2 separate regions of the Homo sapiens genome follow, and region 1 is linked to region 2. The links are chromatin contacts, found by Hi-C or POLR2A ChIA-PET in ENCODE. All regions are on one chromosome and are shown on one strand. Each heading gives the region's core, a stretch centred on a gene start or an enhancer-like site at or near the end of the contact. The rest is flanking DNA. Distances are from core to core; before and after follow the strand shown.

Region 1 (5,469 bases), core at 1,455-3,954, 1.7 Mb after region 2:
CCTCCTCTAAGAAACTTAAACAGGAAAAAGAGCCATACCTTGTGAAAACTTGCTTATAGACTTTACAGAACTGCCTCATGCTGGAGGCTATCGGTACATGCTAGTGCTTGTTTGCACCTTTCCAGGGTAAGTTAAAGTTTTCCCCACCAGGACAGAAAAAGTACAAGAAGTGACTAAAGTATTGTTAAAAGACATTATCCCCAGGTTTAGACTGCCTCTAACTTTAAAGTCAGACAATAGGCCAGCATTTGTAGCTGAAATAGGGCAGGATTTAACAAGACTGTTAAAAATAAAATGGAAGTTACACACAGCCTATTGGCTGCAAAGTTCAAGAAAAAGTGGAGTGCATGAACTGGACACTCGAGCAGCTACTGAAAAAAATATTGCCAGGAAATTCATTTAAGATAAAATCAGGCTTTTGCCTATGGTCCTCCTTCAAGTCAGCTGCACCCTCACCAAACAAACTAGGTATTTACCCTATAAGATTTTGTTCGGTCGGCCACCCCCAAATCACAGGTCAAATTAAAGGTGACCTCCAAGAACTAAAGGAATTAACCTTAAGAAAGCAAATGCAGATTTTAGAAATAGCCATACAAAGTGTTTATAATTAAATACATAAAAATGCCTATAAGCCTGACACCCCTTTAAATCTAGTGACTCTGTTTAAGTTAAAAAGTAAAATCTAATTTTTCTAGGACCCATATAGGATGGGCCTTATACTGTAATCTTTTCCACTCCCACTGCTGTTAAAAGTTGCAGGTGTTGTGTCTTAGATCCATCACAGTCAGCTAACACTGGCAGCTCAGGACAAGTAGACCAGCCAGCAGGACACAGATCTTCCTACCCGGCTGATTCGGAGACGAGACCAAGCTGTTGCTGAGGACGACAGCCCTGCTCTGGTCACTCCGGAGGCTGACCAGTCTACACACGGCTGAAGCTTGAAGAAACAACAAGCCCGGCTCTAGTCACGCACTGGCAGCTGAATAGTCTACGCATGGCCGAAGCTTGAGGACTTGTCAAGCAAGTAAACGTAGTTAAAAATCTTAAGACTAATAGTTTTCCTGTAATACTGTTTTCCTATTGTTCTGTCACTGTATTCAATCTTTTTCCCAGGTAAGGACCTCTTTTGTCCTTGCTGGATACAAATATGCTGTATATTGTTTTGTTATTGTTACCCCCCATAACCATGCTAGAAGAAACACCTATATAAGGTGTCCCCATTGTACACATACTACTTAGTCAGGAAACCCAGACCCGTCCAGCCCAGCAACAATTCCGAGTCTTTAAGTCATTCTTTAAACACATAAACCAGAAGTTACAAGAGCCTCCTCCTTTAGCAAAACAAACAAACAACCTATTTGCTCAGCTGGCTGAAAACATTGCCAGCAGCCTAGACGTTTCTTCATGTTATGTTTATAAAAAGGCTAACATGAGAGACCAATGGCCTTGAGAAGCAAAAGATTTAATGCCTCAAGATTACTTTAACTCTTTCCCCAAGCAGATGCCAAGTTCAAGCATTTGGCTCTTAAAAACTCCTATTATTAAGAAATACTGTGTTGCTTGCTAGGAAAAAAGCTTTTAAGACCCAGTAAAAAAACTAACCTGCTTAGGACATGACAAAGTTGGCACATGTGCCTGTACTGGTTTAACACAGGTTTGATCCTAGGTCTTTATTTAAAAGATAGTTTCCAGCTATAAGAGAATTTAAAACCCTCACTGCAAGTGTATTACATAAAACACTATCACTCTGTCTCCCAAAGAGACTCAAAGTAAAAATAAAAGCGAGAACTCCCACTAATTTGTGAAAATTCTCAAAGGAAGGGATAAGGAGACCACTACTACTCCTGCTGCCCTCCTCCCTGCCACCTTGCCTAGTTCATAAGACAGGAGGAAAAGAGAGAAAGCAAAAAGTTAGAAAGAAACAAAAGTCAGATAAATAGCCAGACAACCTTGGCACCACCACGTGGCCCTAGGAGTTAAAAAAAATAATAATAATAACATCAACCCCCGACCTAAACTACTTGTGTTATCTGTAAATTCCAGACATTGTATGAAAAAAGCATTGCAAAACTTTCTGTTCTGTTAGCTGATTCATGTAGCCCCCAGTCACGTTTCCCATGCTTGCTCAATTTATCACGACCCTTTCACGTGGACCCTTAAAGTCGTAAGCCTTTAAACAGGCCAAGAATTTCTTTTTTGGGGAGCTCAGCTCTTAAGACGCAAGTCTGCCGATGCTCCCGGCCGAATAAACCTCTTTCTTCTTTAATCCGGTGTCTGAGGAGTTTTGTCTGTGGCTTGTCCTGCTACAGTAGGTGACAGATGACTTTCATCCCTCATGGGACAACGTTACATCATTCTTATGAAACAGCCATGGCTGCACTCAGACTTAGGAAGGCACTGGCTGTAATGCCAGCACTAAAAGCAAACCAGAACCCAAGTGGAGAAAAGTTAGCTTTCATAAGAGGACTCATCTTTTACGTTCACAAACTTAGGCTCCCTGACTTTTATCGGTAATCAGTACTGAGGACAATGCGTTCCACACCCGCTGGCTGGCTGATGTTTGATTCTGTAACTATACCACGCCCAGAATTCTCTCAAAAGGGAATAAAACACAGGTCAAATTCCTCACCCACACACTCCACAGTTCAACCCCTGCCAGGGAAACCAAAAGCAGGAAAGGATCTCCAGCGGCGCCATTCTCATTTCCGGTCCCAGCACCCCGCCTCCATGACGTCAACGCGCCGCGCCACCGGGCTGCGTCATCTCGGCGCGCCGCTGCCAGGGCTGTACACCTGCTGGCTGCCATGGCTGAGGTGGGCCGTACCGGGATCAGCTACCCAGGCGCGCTTCTCCCACAGGGCTTCTGGGCTGCGGTCGAAGTGTGGCTGGAGAGGCCGCAGGTGGCAAACAAACGGCTTTGCGGCGCCCGCCTGGAGGCCCGCTGGAGCGCCGCCCTGCCCTGCGCGGAGGCCCGCGGCCCCGGGACTAGCGCAGGCTCGGAGCAGAAGGAGCGGGGTCCGGGACCCGGCCAGGGTTCCCCCGGAGGGGGCCCGGGTCCCAGGTCGCTATCAGGACCCGAGCAGGGCACGGCATGTTGCGAACTTGAGGAGGCCCAGGGCCAGTGCCAGCAAGAGGAGGCACAGAGGGAAGCCGCCTCAGTGCCCCTGAGGGACTCCGGGCACCCCGGCCATGCTGAAGGAAGGGAGGGCGACTTCCCCGCCGCAGATCTGGATTCGCTTTGGGAGGATTTCTCCCAAAGTCTCGCCCGTGGCAATTCGGAGTTGCTGGCCTTCCTCACCAGCTCCGGGGCGGGATCGCAGCCAGAGGCGCAGCGTGAGCTCGACGTGGTTCTCAGAACCGTCATCCCGAAAACTAGCCCACATTGCCCCCTTACAACTCCCAGGAGGGAAATAGTCGTGCAAGGTAAGAGTGTTTTGATAGTGGACGGATATGATTAGATAAAAAAGCATTCATAGAACCTCGGGTCAATGAAAAAGTCCTAAGGGTACTAGTTCCTCTGCGATGTCCTAGGGAGGTTGTTAGGTGTTTCATAGTTTTTTGAGTGGGCGCATAGAAATGTGTGTCCTTAGTACAGAAGATGGGATAATTGATTGGGGTGGTGTCTGGAAGGCTTCAAAGAGACAGTGAAGGACTAGCTGGATATTGCGTAATACCTAGGAGTTTAGCAGGTAAAGCTGTAGGTGTAAAAGTGTTGGGGACCAGCCTCAACACCACCCGTAGGGTACTCAAAGTCCGGTGGCGACGAAGGAATGAGACGAGACAGGTTAAGAGTGCATAAAGATTGGGGGCCAGGGGGCCAATTGCAAAATGGAGGCTGCCAAAGCCTGGGAGCTCTGGTCTCCACACTATTGAGTACAATCACTTAGATCTAAGAAGCGGACGTTCGGGGCGAAAGGGTGAAAGGGAGACAGTGCATCATACATGTCATCTATAGCAGTGGCGGTTTAAATGAATCTCCTTTGTGCTCAAACAGCGTTATCTTTAACTTGTCGGAGAATAACCAGTGGGAGCGTGCTTAACTAGGAGCCTGCATGTCTGACCACATTGTAGTGATTCAAAGGAGTGTCTTTCTCCTTGAACACAGTGTTTATAGGTAAGACAGTAGGTCTCGCCCAGAGCATGGGAACATCATGACAATAAGAAGGCTTTCCTCCTCAGAGGCCTCTTGTGGCTTTCCACAACTTATTGTCTCATATTTTTATGGCCAGTTTATACAGGCATGCCATAAGCCTTTTCCCCAACATAAAGAGAGCTATTTATGCTGAGACAAATAACTGTGAAAGAGCATAGAGACTGGATGGATGGGAACCTACTAGTCCTCAGCGTTCGTTAAATCTCTGGCATTTATTTTTACTGCCCGTGACCTTGACACTTCAGCCTCAGCCACTCTTACCTGAAACTTTATTCAGCAGCATGTGTTTCGTATTGCCACTGTAACAAATTACTGCAAATTCATTGGTCAGTACAAAAAATTGATTGTCTCAGTTCTGTAGGTTAGGAATCCCCATTGGCTCTGCTGGTTTCTCCGCTGTGGGTCTCTCTCACGAGGCCAAAATCAAACAGCCTGCCGGCTGGGCTCTTATTTGGAGGTTCTGGGAAGGAATCTGTTCTCAGGCTCATTCAGTTCGTTGGTAGAATCCAATTTTTTATGTAGGACTGGGGTCCTTGTTCCCTTGCTGGCTGTCAGTTGCTGGAGGCTTCTTTCTGGTTCTTTCATGCAGCTTCCTACATCTCAGAGCCAGCAATGGGGTTGAATTCTTCTCATACTTGGAATCTCTCTGCCTTCCTCTCCTGCTGCTTCTCTCCTCCGCCTCCAGCCAGAGAAAATTCTCTGCTCTTCGTGGCCCATGGAGTTAGGCCGGGCTCACCTGGATAATCCAGAGTACTCTTCCTCTTGAGGTCTGTAACCATAATCATGTTTGCAAGTGCCCCTTTTGCCATATAATACAGTATATTCACGAGTCCTGGGTATTACGGCATGGACACTTTTGGGAGGCTCTTCTGCCTACCTCAGGCAGCAATTGCTGGGAGGTACATAGTCCCCTCTGATGGCTCCCAATACTGTCTGCCTCTGTGCCTTTGTAAGACTCTAGGTGTCCTCTCCTCCAGGGGGCCTCTCTGCCAGTCCAGTCTAGTTTAGGAGTTCTTCCAGCTCTTATCAACTGTGTTCTAATCTTAACCATTTTACGTTGTCCATCCACTGGACTGAGGATTGGAGAGGCAGTGCCCGTGAGGCCTTCATGTGTAGACTTCGCTGAACAGAGGGGTAGGACAGAATTTTTTCCTTTCTTCCTCTCAGGGAGGCAGTTTTCCCTCTCAACAAGGAGTACGTTTTCAGGATTGCTTTCTATATTCAGTTCCCGCCAGGAAGGCTCACCAGAGGACTTGTATCCTCCATGGAATATAGACAGCCTGGCTTTGAATTTTGGTCTTGCCAATTACAAGCTG
Region 2 (5,019 bases), core at 1,305-3,804:
CAGAAGAGCCCTGTTCCTGATTGCTCAAGGGAAGGTGGGATTGTTTTCTCCCTGATGTGCACTCTGACTACATCACAGATGATAGTTCAGTCCTGCACCTACAAACTGGCAGGCTCCGTGCTGGGCTCTGGGCATATGAAAATAAGCACCACAGGCAAAATGCCTGCTCTTGTGAGATACAGGTCTTGAGTGAGGAGGCTGAGATGAATGAGGAAACAAACATACAAACGAGATGATCTCAGATACTGATAAGAGCTGTGAATAAAGAAACAAAATATAGCAGTGGCATCATGACTGGGAAGGTTGGCTACTCCAAACTGGGCATCTAGATGTCTCTGGGCAGGTGACATCGTAGCAGGGCCTTTAACAAGAAGGAACCAGCCACGCAGAGGTCTGGGGAGGGAGTTCCTCACAGAAATCAGCAGATGCAAAGGCCCTAAGGTTGGAGTCAGCTGAGACTCCTAGGATTTTTATCAAAATAATTTGGAGGACAGGAGGCTATTTTGTTAAGAAAACAAAGTAAACAAGACACTTTCTTTCCCTAATCTGTCATCTTTCCCCACCAGCTCCAAATCCTATTAATACAAGATAATTCCTACTTAAAAACCTCTTCTTCCAAGAAGTCTTCAGGTTCTACTAGTTCATGGTAGAACTAGTATAAAAACTGGTCTGTGGCAAAGTAATAAAAAAAAAGGTCAATAAACTCTGTGTGTGTGTGTGTGTGTGTGTGTGTCACTATACAGGTGCCAACCGTGTTTCCTTTCTTCAGAACTGAGATATACTGTTATTACTTTTCAAAAAATTTTGCTGTTAATACTCTTTTGTAAAATATGATGTAGATGACAGATATGTCACCAATGTAGCAAAAATCAAAAGCTGACCATCCTTTGCAAATCCCCCATACTTTGGTCTGTGAAATCCTGGAGCCTGGAGGCACCTGTGAACTAGGCTCTGAAGCTCTGCTACTCTCCCCTCCTCTACTCCCAAGTGGCCCTGGATTTCCCATACCCTTTCCATTCTCGACACTGTTTTTAGAGTTTGAGTTCCAGGAGCACAGGGACTGTGCGTTCCCGGCACTGAGCCAGGTCCACAACAAGCACTCAGAAGAAACTGACTGAATGAACGTGTGATTTATGACGATATACATTCACCTGAGCGAATGCTCAGAGAATACAATTAGAAGCAAACTGGTTAAGGGAGACAGTAGTGTAAAGGAAACGAAACCCCATATTTCAGAGCCAGGAGCCTGGGTTCACATTCTGTCTCCTGCAAGAGGTGGTTTAGCAAGGTCAGAAGGCCCTGTCCACTCGGTAGCAGCCAGGCTTGGGTGAAATCACTTTCTTTCAGCCTCAGCTTCCTCACCAGTTAAATGCGGATGACAAAGATTTGTCCCACGATTTTTGTAAAGAACAAAAAGATATGTTCGCAGAAAAAACACTCTGTAGATAGTACGTAAGCGACAGTTCCTCGGTTTGTCCTTCCATGGATGCATGGAGCATCTAGCCAACTCAGCAGATGACCCCTCTCCAGTGTTTCAGCATCTGCTTCTCCCACAAGCCCGTGAGCTGGTGCAGGAAATTCTCCAACAGGTTCTGAACAGAAAAGCATAGTGCCTGGCACCTAGTGGGTGCTGCATAAATGAACAAATGACCCCAGGTAAGTCACTCCTCCCATTGGACCTCTTTCTTCTAAGTAATCTCCCTTCCTTTTCCAGGTCCATGATACTTATTTGCTTTTTTAGAACAGGCCTAGGAGTCACATTTAGGGAAGGTAGGTGGCTGTGAAGACACTTTGATTAAAAGGTTAATGCACATTTTTGGTTTCCACTTTCGAAGCTTCCAGAATTTATTTTTGCCTAGTTAATAAAAAAAGAGCCATGTCACATTTCTTTAGCTTGTCTTCTGGGTTCCTTAACAACAACAACAAAAAATTAAAGTCTTTATTTTAAGCCGCCTACTCCAGCCATCCCAGGACGCGGCGAGGAGGGGGCGCGGACAGGTGGCGCGCGAGCCCGGGAAGGCGGGGGCTGCACCGGGCCGCGGGCGGGGCCGTGCACGCCGAGCCCCACTTCCCCAGCGCGGGCCGGGGGCGGGGCGCGGCGGCAGAGTTCGGGGGCTTCTGCCGAGGGCAGTCCCACGTGCCCCTCCGCGGGAGACGTCTCCTCTCCGACGCCCAGCACGCTGGGGGGCTCCCGCTTCCTGCCTGCCCTCTCTACTGCTTGCCCTCTCACCTCCCAGCGGCTTCCGCCGCCCCGGCCAAGCTGCACGGCGCGTCCCGGGCCCTAGACCCCCACCCGCCAGGCACCAGCCCCGGCCTGTCCCCTCGCGCCGTCAGCCCGCGGCCCACCGCCCGCGCGCGCCCGCAGCCCAGCCGGAGGGAGGGGCAGGGGCGGGGACCGGCCGGCGCTGATGTAATCCCGGCACCCGGGCGGAAGGATATGGAGCGCGCCCCTGGTTGGCGGGGCGCTGAGGCCAGTTGCCGGGTAACGGAGCGGAGCGGCTCCCGGCGCGCCGCCTCCCGCCCTCCGCGGAGTGGCGCTGGGGCCGCCGCCGCCGCTTTACGTAAGGCGCAGGCCAGGGCCGCCCGGCGCTCGGCAGCCGCCCGCAGCCCCTCGGAGCCAGAGGAGAGGCGCCCCCGCCGGCCGCCGCGCCGCCCGGCAGCCTCGGCAGGTACTGCGGGCAGGCGGCGGGGAGGGAGGGCGCGGAGCAGCCCCTCGGCCGGGTGGGCGCGGGCCGGGGAGGCCGGACGCTCGCCGCCGTGGGGCTCCGGGGCCAGCCCGAGGGAGGCCGGGCCGCAGCCGAAGGCTTCGGGGTCAGCCCAAGGGAGACAGGGCCGCCGCCGTGGGCTCTGGGGCCAGCCTAAGGGAGGCCGAGCCGCCGCCGAGGGCTCCGGGGCCAGCCTGAGGGAGACCGGGCCGCCGCCGGGGGCTCCGGGGCCAGCCTGAGGGAGGCCGGGCCGCCGCTGATGGCTCCGGGGCCAGCCTAAGGGAGACCGGGCCGCTGTTGATGGCTCCGGGGCCAGCCGAGGGAGGCCTGACCGGCCCCGATCCTGGTGGTGCCCGGGCGTGCGGGTGAGCTGTGGGCCCTGGGACCCCCGCCCCGACCCCAGGACGCCGGGACACCAGCTTGCGGCTCTTGCGCCCGGGTGGGCTGTGGACGATGAGTCCGCACAATGGGTTGCCGTTGGCTGCCTCCTGCCTGGGGCAGGTGTCGCCGCGCCGGGGCGGCTCTTCTAGGGGAGACGAGGCGGGGGTGCTTAGACTTGATAGGACGTAGAGCCCCGAAAGTGGGCGCGGGAGGAAGGCTTCGGCCGGTGGGAGGCGCCCGGCGTCCCCGGCAGCGGGGTCAGGCCGGCAGCCTGGGCCGCTCGCTCGCGTTCCCTCCGTTCCCCTCCCCTCCAGCATTGTCCTTTTGGGGCCCCGGGAAGGGAAAACCGCCGGGCGGGGGAGGAGGGCCGCAGGCGGGCGGGGCCGGGAGGCCGGCTGAGCGACTGGCGCGCCGGCCTATGGCGCGGGGCGCGGCGCGGGGGGCGGGCCTGGCGGGCGGGGCCGGTGCGGCGCAAGGTTTGGCGAAGGTTACAGCTGGAGCTAGGAGTGACAGGCCCACAGTCATCCGTGCGCTGCGCGGCAAACCCTGTCGCGAGGGCGCCCCGAGTTGCTGCGGGGCCTGATCCGGCTCCTTTCCAACAATACGCGTCTGCAGCCGGCATTTCTAGAGCTCTCTGCTTCTTCCCGCTGGAGAAACCAGTGTGTGTCGTGTTGGAATGCTTCGTCTTGCCCTAGAATTCAGCTTGCGTCTTGTGGTGCGCAGGTGACAGGACCTGCCGAACTCTTGGTACAGACCCCTAAATCATGGCAGAACTGTCTTGATTTCTTTTTTGCCACCTTTCCGTTTTTGTCCTCTATAGGCAAGCTATAAAGATTTAACCCAGTTAAAAACAGGAGGGAGATTCAGCGGAGAGGAGGCATGCGAGATTCTTTGGAAAAAATTATATAAATGTAGTTCTTGCTAATAATTACCTGGGTTGGATACTTTGACTTACTGTTCAAGTTCCTAAGAAGGGATTTTACATTTCTGGGTCTTGTTTTAAAAACTGTTAGAAAGCTCGTGAGGGGGTAGGGACAAGCAGTTTTGGTAATAGGCGATGCTGTGGATAAAACTGTGCGGTAAAATGCCCAAGCTAGATTCTTCCTATGCAAAATAAGACCCGTTCCAGAACACTTTGACCATTTCGTGGACTTAGAATTTAAAGGCGGGTGAGGGCGGGGGGGGAGGAGGAGCGGATTCTATCACTCTGCATCCTCAAGGTCAAATATTCTTCCATCAGTTATTTTGGATTGAACCATTCTTAAATAGGTCTCAGGATCTCTATGTCGCTTCCTTATGACAGAACCTATTTCCGAGAGTGTGCCTTTGCATATCTATAGAAGCTCCTTTCACTTAATATATCTTATAACTCAGATTCAATTGCTGTACTTGCTAAATAATGCATTTTTAATCATTCAAAAAGTGGTTTACAGCTTCCTTGGGTATAATGGTTTTTATGTAAGCCCGTTACATCAGTGAAATGCCAGTTTTTAAACATTGAAGGGAAGGGAGAATATTATTCTTATTTATTTCCATAGGAAGTAGAATTCAAAGTGCAGGTGCTTTTTTGTTTGCTTTGGAGAAAAAGTATAGGTCTTTAACATGACGTTAACAGAAGTCAAATCTAAGGATAATTAGCTTGTTATGCAAGTTGCAAACATTTAAGAAGATCAGATGAATTTTTTTTTTTTTTTTTTTTGAGACGGAGTCTCGCTCTGCCGCCCAGGCTGGAGTCCGCGATCTCGGCTCACTCACTGCAACCTCCGCCCGCCGGGTACAAGCGAGTCTCCTGCCTCAACCTCCCGAGTAGCTGGGACTACAGGTGCATGCCACCACCCCCGGCTAATTTTTTGCATTTTTAGTAGAGATGGGGCTTCACCGTGTTAGCCAGGATGGTCTTTCTCTCCTGACCTCGTGATCCGCCTGCCTCAGC

The links. Hi-C counts contacts between places; a loop is a spot of excess contacts on that map. ChIA-PET counts read pairs that join two places held with the same protein, here RNA polymerase II (POLR2A). Pooled maps may share reads with other maps.
Region 1: a loop to region 2 is called in a map of naive thymus-derived CD4-positive, alpha-beta T cell, with 20 times the contacts of the local background. The contact joins the promoter of ACOX3 here to the promoter of KIAA0232 in region 2. A Hi-C loop is called at or near these places in 1 of 168 maps with a recorded cell type or tissue (naive thymus-derived CD4-positive, alpha-beta T cell), 1 of 37 single-sample maps with no recorded cell type and 8 of 50 pooled maps. POLR2A ChIA-PET finds 5 or more read pairs at or near these places in 1 of 52 experiments (GM12878).

The regions. Positions count from the first base shown.
Region 1 is chr4:8,438,019-8,443,487 of GRCh38, forward strand. ACOX3 (acyl-CoA oxidase 3, pristanoyl) reads right to left here and starts at 2,705. Exons shown (of 18, transcript NM_003501.3): 1 at 2,630-2,705. It overlaps TRMT44 (tRNA methyltransferase 44 homolog), which reads left to right and starts at 2,759. Exons shown (of 11, transcript NM_152544.3): 1 at 2,759-3,423. The coding sequence starts at 2,805. RefSeq lists enhancers at 2,593-2,832, 2,651-3,384 and silencers at 2,853-3,062, 3,113-3,172.
Region 2 is chr4:6,780,173-6,785,191 of GRCh38, forward strand. KIAA0232 reads left to right here and starts at 2,555. Exons shown (of 10, transcript NM_014743.3): 1 at 2,555-2,669. RefSeq lists silencers at 1,935-2,814, 2,875-3,644.